2 separate regions of the Mus musculus genome follow, and region 2 is linked to region 1. A link is a loop called in an ENCODE intact Hi-C map of the cell type or tissue named here. Cell type or tissue: left cerebral cortex. All regions are shown on one strand. Links, peaks and the distances in the headings refer to the core of each region. The heading gives the core; the rest is flanking DNA. Region 1 overlaps Rab6a (RAB6A, member RAS oncogene family). Region 2 overlaps Mrpl48 (mitochondrial ribosomal protein L48).

The links. Peaks named below come from ENCODE experiments on the same cell type or tissue, not always from the same donor. Only the 100,000 strongest peaks of a DNase experiment are listed, where the experiment ranks them.
Region 2: it touches region 1 in a loop (2.3-fold over the local background); 3 of 42 quality-filtered maps call a loop at or near these places.

What each region holds. Positions count from the first base shown.
Region 1 is chr7:100,635,048-100,640,431 of GRCm38, forward strand. It overlaps Rab6a (RAB6A, member RAS oncogene family), which reads left to right. Exons shown (of 8, transcript NM_024287.4): 7 at 1,648-1,714; 8 at 4,208-5,384. The coding sequence ends at 4,272. Among named protein-coding and RNA genes, the nearest start is that of Plekhb1, 25 kb to the right of the region's middle. In left cerebral cortex, for the core only: CTCF peaks have their summits at 421 (motif pointing left) and 2,829; a DNase peak (open chromatin) is centred at 2,799.
Region 2 is chr7:100,548,182-100,553,565 of GRCm38, forward strand. Mrpl48 (mitochondrial ribosomal protein L48) reads right to left here. Exons shown (of 8, transcript NM_198831.3): 6 at 4,398-4,500; 7 at 2,359-2,448; 8 at 1-1,201. The coding sequence ends at 1,127. Among named protein-coding and RNA genes, the nearest start is that of Gm39059, 6.8 kb to the left of the region's middle. In left cerebral cortex, for the core only: a CTCF peak has its summit at 2,315 (motif pointing right); a DNase peak (open chromatin) is centred at 2,355; H3K27ac peaks cover 1,077 bases.

The DNA of each region.
Region 1 (5,384 bases), core at 244-5,243:
TGGCAGTTAAGACTAATAAAGGAAAACTGGTATCTTCTTAAGACAGCTACAGAATACTCATATATACATAAAATAAAAATAAATCTTTTTTTTTTTTAAAGAAATTGTTATAGCTCTTCTAGGAGTGGCGCCTGTGGTGTCAACTCTTGTTGAAGTTGTCAGGCCTTGTTTGGGCAGCCTTGTTGGGAAACTTTTCATTACTGCTTCAATTTCACTTGATATGGATCTATTTAAATTGTTTATCTCATTTTGGTAAATTGGTAGATCATATGCCTCTAGAAATTTATTCATTTCTTTTAGATTTCCTATTGTAGTGGAATGCATGGTTTTTTTAGCCTAATAACTTTCGTTTCGTTGGCTCAAGTCCCAGCAACCACATGGTGGCTCACAACCATCTTTAATGAGATCTGATGCCCTCTTCTGGGTGTCTGAAGACAGCTACTGTGTACTTACATATAGTAATAAATCTTTAAAAAAACAAACAAACAAACGAGCTCTGTAGAAAGTCTCAGTAACAGAATAGATCAAAGATGGGATAGAATATTTGAGCTTGAAGGAAACAGCAATAGAAACAATAACAGCACACAAACTCACAGAAATTAAACAATGAATGGGTCCTTGAAGAAATCAAGCAATAAATAAATTTTAAAAATCCCTGGAATCAAAACACAACATATCTCTAAGTGCCTACATACCAGAGAGACTTCAAGTAAGAAATTTAATGATGTGCCTTGAGAACAAGAAACCAAATTCTACATCAGTAGAGGGGAAAAAAAGAAAACACTAAGATGGGGCAGAAATTAGTGAAAGGGGACCAGCAACAAACAATACACAGAAATACACAGAATCATCAGAACAAAGAGTGGACTTTTGTTGTTTGTTTGTTTGTTTGTTTGTTTTGAAAAGATAAGACAAACCTTTAACCAAAATGACTCACAGGAAAATCCACATTAATAAAAGTAGGGAAGAAAAGGGAGTCATTATTCTGTGGGTCTTAGAAGAAAAGGGAGTCCTTATTTTGTGGGTCTTAGATGTGCTGGAATTAGTATCGTCCATGAGGTCAGGGTGCCTGGTGTAAGCTCTGTTATTCCCTGAGTAGGATATTGACTTAAAGAGCAACTACAGCTGTTTGATTACACCACCGTGTAGAATTTACACTATCCAATTCATAATACAGTTGCCACAGATAGTATGGCGTAGACTTTGATTTTAGTAAGATTGGGGTAGGATTGGTGGAGGGCAGGTAAGGATAGGTACTGCATATTACATCAATTTGGAGTTGAGGGTTAAAAACTGAGATAGGTAAAGTGTCTGGGAGCAAAACAGTTCTCGTGCATCCTGGCATCTACTGTCTGGTGTATGTGAAAAGCAACGTTTTTCCTTGCCCTATTCCTGTTTTACTATATATAGTTTCAGATCTATTAAACATTTTATTTTTTGGTGTGCTAATGTTGGATGTATATATATTTATAATTCTACTTTTAAATTGACTTTTTATCACAATATACTAGCTGTAAGATGACAGTAACAAAACCTTACTATCAATTATTTTAAGGTCTTAACTTGCTTTCTTGATTCTGTCATCTAAGTGAGGAATAACCTATTTGCCATCCTATGGTCGTCAGCTTAATACCTCTCTTCTCACAGCTTTTCCGGCGTGTTGCTGCAGCTTTACCTGGAATGGAAAGCACACAGGACAGAAGCAGAGAAGACAGTATCCTTTTTGCTTTTTAAGACAATTTTTCTGTTGCCAAGCATAGTGGCACATGTTTTTAACCCAACACTGGGAAAGCAGAAGCAGGCAAATCTTTGAATTTGAGGCGAGCTTGGTCTGCACAGTGAATTCTAGGACAGCCAGGTCTTTGTAGAAGGATCCTGTCTCAACAAAAGCAAAAACAAACTGAGAACAAACATTGACTGTCACTACTATTTTTTGGAGCCATACTTGTGGCTTATTAGTTACCTATTGTGGGACAGAACACCAGACAAAAGGAGCTGAGAGTGGAAGGGTTTGTTTTGCCCCACTGTTTAAGGGCATGGCCCACCCACCATGGTGGGGAAGATGCAAAGCAGAGTAACTCTCTCACGATCTACGATCTTGAGGCAGCTGGTCATGGTGCTTCTGCAGTCAGGAAGAAAACATGAATGCTGGTATTCTGCTCTTTTTCTTCTTATTTAGTCCAGGACCCCAGCCCATGAAATGATGTCACCCATATCCAGTGTGGGTCTTCCCACCTTAGATCTCCTTGGAAGCACTCAGAAGCTTATCTCCTGATGTTATGAGTTTAGTCAAGTTGCCAACCAAAATTAACTGTCATAGTAGACTATTACCTTGAATGTAGAGATTGGTGTCTTGGGTGCACATAAACTCAGGAGTTCTGTAGCAAATTAGGCCTAGTTATCCAGATGGACCTGGCTTCTTACTCAGATTTTGTTGTTTGTTCACCTGCTCCTTTCCCTTTCTGTGAGGATGTGATAGGGTAGAGTTTGTTTTGTCTAATTTGGTTTTTGTCTTGAAACAGTCTTGATTTCAGCCTGGTCCCAAACATCTGACCCTTCACTGTCAGAGTACAAAGATTACATGTACCAAAAAAAAAATATTCTTAATGTGGTATTGGGAGTTTTGCCCAGGGTTTACCCAGGGTGTCTTGCCTGCAAAGCACACTGCCAACTAGGCTCAGCTTTAAGTCTCCTGCTCTCCCTTACCACCCCCCCCCCCAAAGATTGTGTACATGCATGCCCACAAAAGCCAGAAGAGGTCGGTCATAAGATCCTCTGGAGCTGGAGTTTCAGATAGTTGTGAGCCACCTAGTGTGAGTGCTTGGAACTGAACTCAGATCCTCTGAAGCTCACCAAGCCCCCTTAGCTGCTGAAACATTATCTCCTAGCTTCCTCACTTGCTGTTTAATAAGCAAAAAACTTAAAATCCCCTGTCTCCTGAAGTTGCATTTTTGTATCCCAGATTTTCCCAAACTTGGCACAAGAAATAACTCAGAATGGAACTGTATCATAGCTTCTTAGTTTAGAAAAAGGATGTAATGAAACACATTTAATGATTTCTAAGAGTTTTGATTGGTGGTTTTCATTGTATTTACCTTCTACTGTTTTCTCTTATAAAGACATTTATTAAGCTGAAGACTTCATGACACTGTAGTCAATGATTTTTATTTCTAAGTATTTATTACTTTTAATAACAGTAAGTTCTACTGAGTTAGAGTAACATTTAAAATTAAAATTTCCCCTTATTTGAGTTATTTTGTAGGATATGGTCAGATACTTACTATATATAATTCTTTAAGAAATGTCATCTTTACCCCCAATGGAGGAGCTAGAGAAAGTATCCAAGGAGCTAAAGGGATCTGCAACCCTATAGGTGGAACAACAATATGAACTAAACAGTACCCCCAGAGCTCGTGTCTCTAGCTGCATATGTATCAGAAGATGGCCTGGCCATCAGTGGAAAGAGAGGCTCATTGGTCATGCAAACTTTATATGCCCCAGTACAGGGGAACTCCAGGGCCAAAAAGTGGGAGTGGGTGAGTAGGGTAGGGGGGGGAGGGTATGGGGGACTTTTGGGATAGCATTGGAAATGTAAATGAGGAAAATACCTAGTAAAAATTTTTTTAAAAATAATAAATTAATCAGCTATTTAAAAAACAAAAAAGAAATGTCCTCTTCAGGCTGGTGAGATAGCTCAGCGAGTAAGAGCACTGACTGCTCTTCCAAAGGTCCTGAGTTCAAATCCTAGCAACCACATGGTGTCTCAAAACCACTGGTTATGAGATCTGACACTCTCTTCTGGTGTATCTGAAGATAGCTACAATGCACTTATTTATAATAATAAATAAATCTTTGGGTGGGAGCAAGCAGGGACTTACCGAGTGGAGTGACCAGAGTGAGTAGGGTTTACGGAGTGAGCAGAAGTCCTAAATTCAATTACCAACAAGCAGTTGAAGGCTCACAACCATCTGTACAGCTTCAGTGTATACTCTGAAGGTGGATCTCTGAGCTGAGGCCAACCTGGTCTGCAGTGTGAGCTCCAGGACAGCCAAGGCTATTACACAGAAACTTTGTCTTGGAAAACAAAGAGAGAGAGAATATATGACTGAATAGGTTCTGAAATCAAGTATAAGGGGCTTGTCAGAGATGTCAGAATTCAACAGTTAGACTTGTACTTTTGTATACAACTCCTTAACTTTTGTTTCAGTGATTGACATAAAACTGGAAAAGCCTCAGGAGCAACCAGTCAATGAAGGCGGCTGTTCCTGCTAATCCCCCTGGCATCTTTCAACCCTCCTGCAGAAGCTCACTGCTTTGGCCCCATACTCTTTCATTGACTGCAGTGTGAATATTGGCTTGAACCTTTTCCCTTCAGTAATAACGTATTGCAATTCATCATTGCTGCCTGTTTCGTGGAGGTGATCTATTAGCTTCACAAGCACAAAAAAGTCAGTGTCTTTATTATTTATATTTTTTAAAAGCCAAACAATTCCAGCATACTCGTGATAACTTTGAGGATTAGATACATTTTCTTAACATTTTTTTCCCTTTTTAATGTTATGATAATGTACTTAAAATGATGAAAATCTCAGCAGTATGTGTGTGGCTTGTTAAAGAGCAGCGTGTTCATAGCAGCGTTGCCTGCCTTCTTGCTGTCTATCAGCCTTTCTTGCCTCTTCCTTTTCGCCTTCCCTGTTCTTCCCTTTCTCAAACAAACAAGACATGGCAAACCGCAGTCTAACCCAGCCCTTTGAAATTATCCATAGTTTTACAGACAGCTCCAGGCTATGAGCCACAATGTCCAAAATTATTCTTGAGCACTGATATAAATTACTTAGACCTTCTTTGAGGGCAGAACTCAGCTGTTGCTCTCATGATGGGCAGTGCTGGAAAGGGTTCTGGTATGTCTTCAAAATGAGTCCACGAGTTTACTGAGTGCTTACAGGTAAAGGAATGAATATAAGATGTCTTTCTGATCAGAACAGGTGTCCCTTCACATGAGCTTTACTAGACTCTGGGAGGGAAAAGTAGCCAAGTACTTCTGAACCATTTTTTAATACTTGTTTCGTCATGGTGAAATTATAGCAGTTATCCCAAAATGTTTTAATTATCAAAATACTGTCTTTTAAAAAAAAAAAAAAAAAAGTAACACCTTTTAAAGCATTAGATTTCACTTGGGTTTCTTTTCCAAAAAATGCTAGGTAGACAAGGCATTGTAAACATGAGTTTCCTTTAAGAACCATCAGAATATAAATTTAACATGAAGAAAACTGCTATATCTAGTAGAAATAATATCTAAAGTTTAACAACTAAAGTACCCTCACAGAATAGCAAATACCCTTCTGCTCTGGACATGGGTTCAAATTTGAATATGGAAATAATAT
Region 2 (5,384 bases), core at 81-5,080, 87 kb before region 1:
TAGGACAACCTTTATAAGGGGAAGCAGACAGCCCATGTTGTATCCAGCCTTCTACGGAAGAAAACTTGTGAGTTGTTCTCCTTGGTAAGCTACTGTAACTTCACACAACTTGTTTTCTGGTCTGTATGGTGGGATTATGACTTTTGAGGGGAGTTGGCAGCTGGTGATTCACTCACAGCTTGCAAGAGCTTGCTGTTAGATTTCCTTCCCCTCAATATTTTAAACTTGCAATCCTCCTGCTTCAAGCTCCTGGATGCTGGGGTGATACATGCAATCACATTTAGCAAGCATCTTTTATGTATGTATGTATGCATGTATGTATATATGTATGTATGTATGTCATGTGACCCAAGTTGTCCTGGAACTCACTCTGTACCTGTGGATGACCCTGAACTCTAATCCTCCACCTCCTAAGTGCTGAACGTACAGGTATGTACTATTACAATTGGTCAAACCCTTTTTCTTTATAAAGAACCCAGATGCAGGAACTTCATTATAGCAACAAAAAATAGACCAATACAGAGTTTGCTTTTGTTGCAATCTCTACTTAATCATAAACCTCCATGCTGTAGTATTACTTTAAGAGATGAGTTCATATTGGGCACAATGGCATACAACCTTTAACCCCAGCATTTGGAGGGTGGAAATTGGGGGAAAGGAGGCAGGTGGATCTCTGTGAGTTTGAGACTACCCCCATCTATATAGTAAGTTCCAAGGCTACAGATAGACAGTGTCTCAAACAAACAATCAGTTTACATCAGACTGTTTTAGAGAATGAATTCACTCTAAAACAGTATGGTAGGATGAGAACATGTTCAGACAAAGAGAAACAGAATTCCTTAAAGATACCTCACAAGATAACTGATAAACACACACAGCCAAAGCCACACACACACACACACACACACACACACACACACACACAAACACACACACACTGGCAACAGCAGACATTTATTAGGTGGAGAAGGTCCTAGGTTTTGTTATGGGAAGTGGTAACTGGCAAGCCCGGGGCACAGATGCAAGGAGGCATTCCCAGCACGAGCATTCACGCTCCTCCTTAACCCTGATCTTGCAGGAGCAGCTTCTCGGAGACCAACAATCACATGAAGGGCTTGCAGTATTTTTAGTTCAACTTGGCCAACAACTCTTCCAGTTCCGGCCGAGCTTTGAACCTTCCCTTGAAGTCTTCTTCAGTGTGCTGGGACAAGGGGAAAAAAAAGGCAGTCACCACAGAGCAGTTTTTACCCCCACACACAGGCATTCAAAAAGGGCCCATGGTAAGCTCCACAATGGGTCACTCACAGTCAGCCCTTGTAGTATGTAGCATGATATAGACCTGAATCGGGTACCAGGAATAAAGGCCAAAGCACATTTCCTCTTAGTGTGCTGAGACAAGACAGATATGTAAGCGACTACTGTCAGGATGCTAGACGTATCACATGATCATGGCGGTGGCTAGGGCCTTCCACATATGAGGTAAACACTATCACTGAGCCATAAGGTCTAGGAATTTGTTTATTTTGTTTTTGTTTTTAATTACATCTATTTTTGTTGTGCATGCATCCACATGGGAAGTCAGATGGCAACATTTGGGAGTCAGTTCTCTTCTTCCACAATGTGGTCCTGGGACCTGACCTCAAGCCATCTGGTTTGTAAAGTACCTCAGTCTGACTGCTCTGCCTGCTGAGTGCTGGGATTACATGTAGTATTTTTAGTATGACCAGCACATTTTACCCTACCCACAGATCTCTGTAAAACTGAAATAACTACCAGATAAGCAGGGACAGAACCGGGGGGGGGGGGGGGAGCTGGATGAGGCGATGACACCAGGTTAACATGACCTAATGGGAACTGTATCCTAAGAAGGGCTGTCATGGCAACTAGGCCTGACTGACACCCAGCATTTAGTCTAACGGTGTTAATTTCTGTAGGTTTCCTATTCTTTACCAGATACATTCAATGGAGGTACAAACACACCTTGTCAGTCTATAAAACATCTCTCTAAGGCAAGGCAGCACCGGAGGCTCTCATGCTCTGATGCATTATAACATTTATAACCTTAAACCATGTTTCTGCTTTACAGCTACTTGAAGGGAGAGAATCTGGAGGTCATGGGTCATGTCACAATTCTGTGATGGAGCCAACTCCTGTGGTACACACAGCATCATCCCTGATACCTCAGAGGCCTCAGAGTGAATGGTCACCCCACCACCAGGTTGCACACCTCTCTTGATAGCAGCTAGGCTGAAATACACATTTCTCTGTTGTTTCAAACGTTAAGCAGCAGAGACTTCTTTATTCTCATTTTGAGCATAAGTAGGCCACAAGGGGGCCTCTTCCCACACTGGTACCTACCTCCCTCACGGACAATCTGACTCCTTCTGGAAGATTGCTTTGGAGTACTTCCAAGAAAATCTCTGCAAATGTAGCACTCAGACCGCTGATCTGCAAATGAAGAGAGATGCCTAAGAGAGTGTACTGCAGGCCAGGTAATTCGCAAGCAGTGCCTGGGCTCCCTTGCAACTCCAGTGAGGGAGAGGCTGACACACAGAGCTGGATTCTGAGCCCAGTCCCCGCAGGGTTTCTCTGGCTATTTGTGAAGGTGTGTGTTTGCTGAGAAAGTCATGGCCAATGTTCCTATAGGCAGTGGATGTCACAACCAGACCAATACTGATTTTCTGATGCAATTCAGGTTTACCACACTGGCCAGGTGCTGGTGCATCATTGCAACTTTTATTCACCTGATGTAATTGTTGCCTCTGAGGCTTACTGCCTCAGTCTGCTAACCTAGGCCTAGTCCTGGAAGCTTCTAGCCTCAGTTATGCTCTAACCTTCTGGCTCCTTCTCATGCTGTGGCTCGTCCTGCCTTCACCTGTGTCTAGCTAGTTCTCTCTCTCTCGCTCTCTCTGTAACCTGTCTCTGTATAACTGTTCTGGTAAAACTCCTTTCTTTTCCCTCCCTCTGCACGGTCTTTAAGTAGCCTCCCTTTCCTCTCTCACCTCCTGAGTTGGGCAGATCCTATTCTGTCAAATCTTTCTCTGATTCGTCACTTTGTCTGCCACTCAATTAGACATCACTTTCAAGCATGGTACTTCCTTCTACAAACTTTACCTTCCTTGTTTGGGATTAAAGGTGTGTACTAAGGGCGTGTCTGTATTCCAGCCAGAGGGAAGGTGGAATTTTTAGTTTATTTAGGTAGGATCTCAGTGTATATAGCCCAGCGAGCCTCAAATTCACAACACTCCTCCTGCTTCAACCTCCTAACTGCTCAGATTACAAGCATGTGTTATCATACCATGCTTTATTAAAAGGCCACAAATTGTATAATTCTGCTAATATAAAATACAATAAATCCAGAGAAAGAAAGTAGATTCATGGTTGCAAGGGGCTAGGGAGGGCTTGGAAAGAGGAGCAACTGCTGACTGACACAGGATCTATCTCAGAGGTAATGAAAATGTTCTATAACTGACTAGTAATGGTTGCATAACTGTTTGAATATACAAAAACCTATCAATTGTATACTTTCAATGAGTAAACTGCACAGCATGTTAACTCCATCGGTAAAGTTACAAGGCAGCAGGTGATGTCAGAGCTGCTGGGCTCCTAACAACTCTGGGCACCTCTATCATGGTGTGGCTGTGACCCTCCTATCTCTGCAGAGAAGAAAAGACAAATTATTACAGCTAAAGAAAGCAAGAAAAGTAAATGGTCACATTGGGATGGGTATAAAGTGAAAAATATGGATCTCAAAGACTTTTAATCGGAAGAAAGTAAGGAATTTGATCAATGAACAAAGACAAAGAAGGATCAAGCACCAGGCTCAAAGGATTAGAAAGAGGGAAGTTGTCCCCTGAAAAATTAGTTTTCCCTGCAGTGAGGTCAGGGAGTACATTGTGGAGGATCCAACAAAAGCATATATATATATATATGCTTATATATTTGTGTACACCTAGGTTTGTGTGTTATTGGTATACAAGGAAGCTTGGGGAATGGATGTGATTTCATAACAGGAGAGGCAGAGGAGTCAAGAGCCCAGCTCTGGAATGCAGACATCATTTAAGGCAAAGGTTCTCAACCTGGGAGTTGAGACCCCTTTGGGAGGGTCAAACAACCCTTTCATAAGGTCACCTAAGACCACTGGAAAACACATATATTTACATTATGGTTCATAGCAATAGCAACATTACAGTTTTGAAATACTTATGAAGATAACTTTATGGTTGGGAGTTATCACAACACGAAGAACTGTGTTAAAGTCACAGAACTAGGAAGGCTGAGAACCACTGATTTAAGGGAGGGAAGACAATAATAGTAAGAGAAGAATGACAGATGGAGAAAAAGATGGAGGGAGGGAGCCAGAGGAGTAAAAGCAGTTGGGCACCCTGAGTGCTTACCTGCACCACTCGCTCATGGGTGGTAAGGATGGAGTCTAGGACCATTTTGTTGCCTTGGTCTGGCAGTCGCATCACTTCCATGGTTTTGGTAGGCATCGCATAGCTGCAGAGGAAGAGTTAGCTGTTTAGAGTGTCCACTCAAGCCAGCAGCACCACTTTAACCAGGGTCATCGGTGAGTACAGCCATTACTCCATGAGGATGCTTACCTGCCGCCAGTGTTAAGTAAGCAGGCACCCTTTATCTCCTCCAGGATATCTCTAAACTCTGAGGGGACACACTGTGCTCAGTGCCTTTCTATGTCCCCAGCCACACTTGCCTGACACAATTCCCTAAGTGTAACCTGCTGATAATATCTATTTGGTGCTACTAAAAAGGAGCCAATTCTAAAGGAATCCAGCCCAGCACTTAGGCAGGCTTTAGAGGGAAGCCTTGGCCACTTCCTTTTTCTGGAGAAATAAGAGGGCATACCTAACCAGTTCTGGAAGTTTCTCTCAAGGTCAGCACTAGTAACACTCCAGACCGGGCACTTCTTACTGTGGGTACTGGTCTGTGTGTGTATTCCTGCCTGTATCCATTGAATGTCACCAGGACCCCACCCCCCCCCCCCCCCCGCCCCGGCGCGGGACAGAATGATTGGCAGTCACCTCGGTTGGAAATCACTACTGCCAAGTCTGTGCTCACTCTATTAGCTTCCGTAGGCCAAGTTCTACAGGGAAAAGAGCAGTGTGTCTGGAGTCTCCCATTTACCAGCAATCCGTGCTTTGGTGAGATACCTCTCCCCCTGAGCTTCGTAAGTAAATGAAATTACAATCTGAGCCTCTGTGAGGACACTGAGGATCAGGTGTGGTGGTAAAAATAAACTAATGTTTTAGCAGGAAGTACGGTATTAATACTGTATTCCTCTCACCAAAAAGTTCATCAAATTGAAGAGAATGAAATACTAATATTGACAATAGAACCCCCAATGTTCTACGTCCCACAGTTTC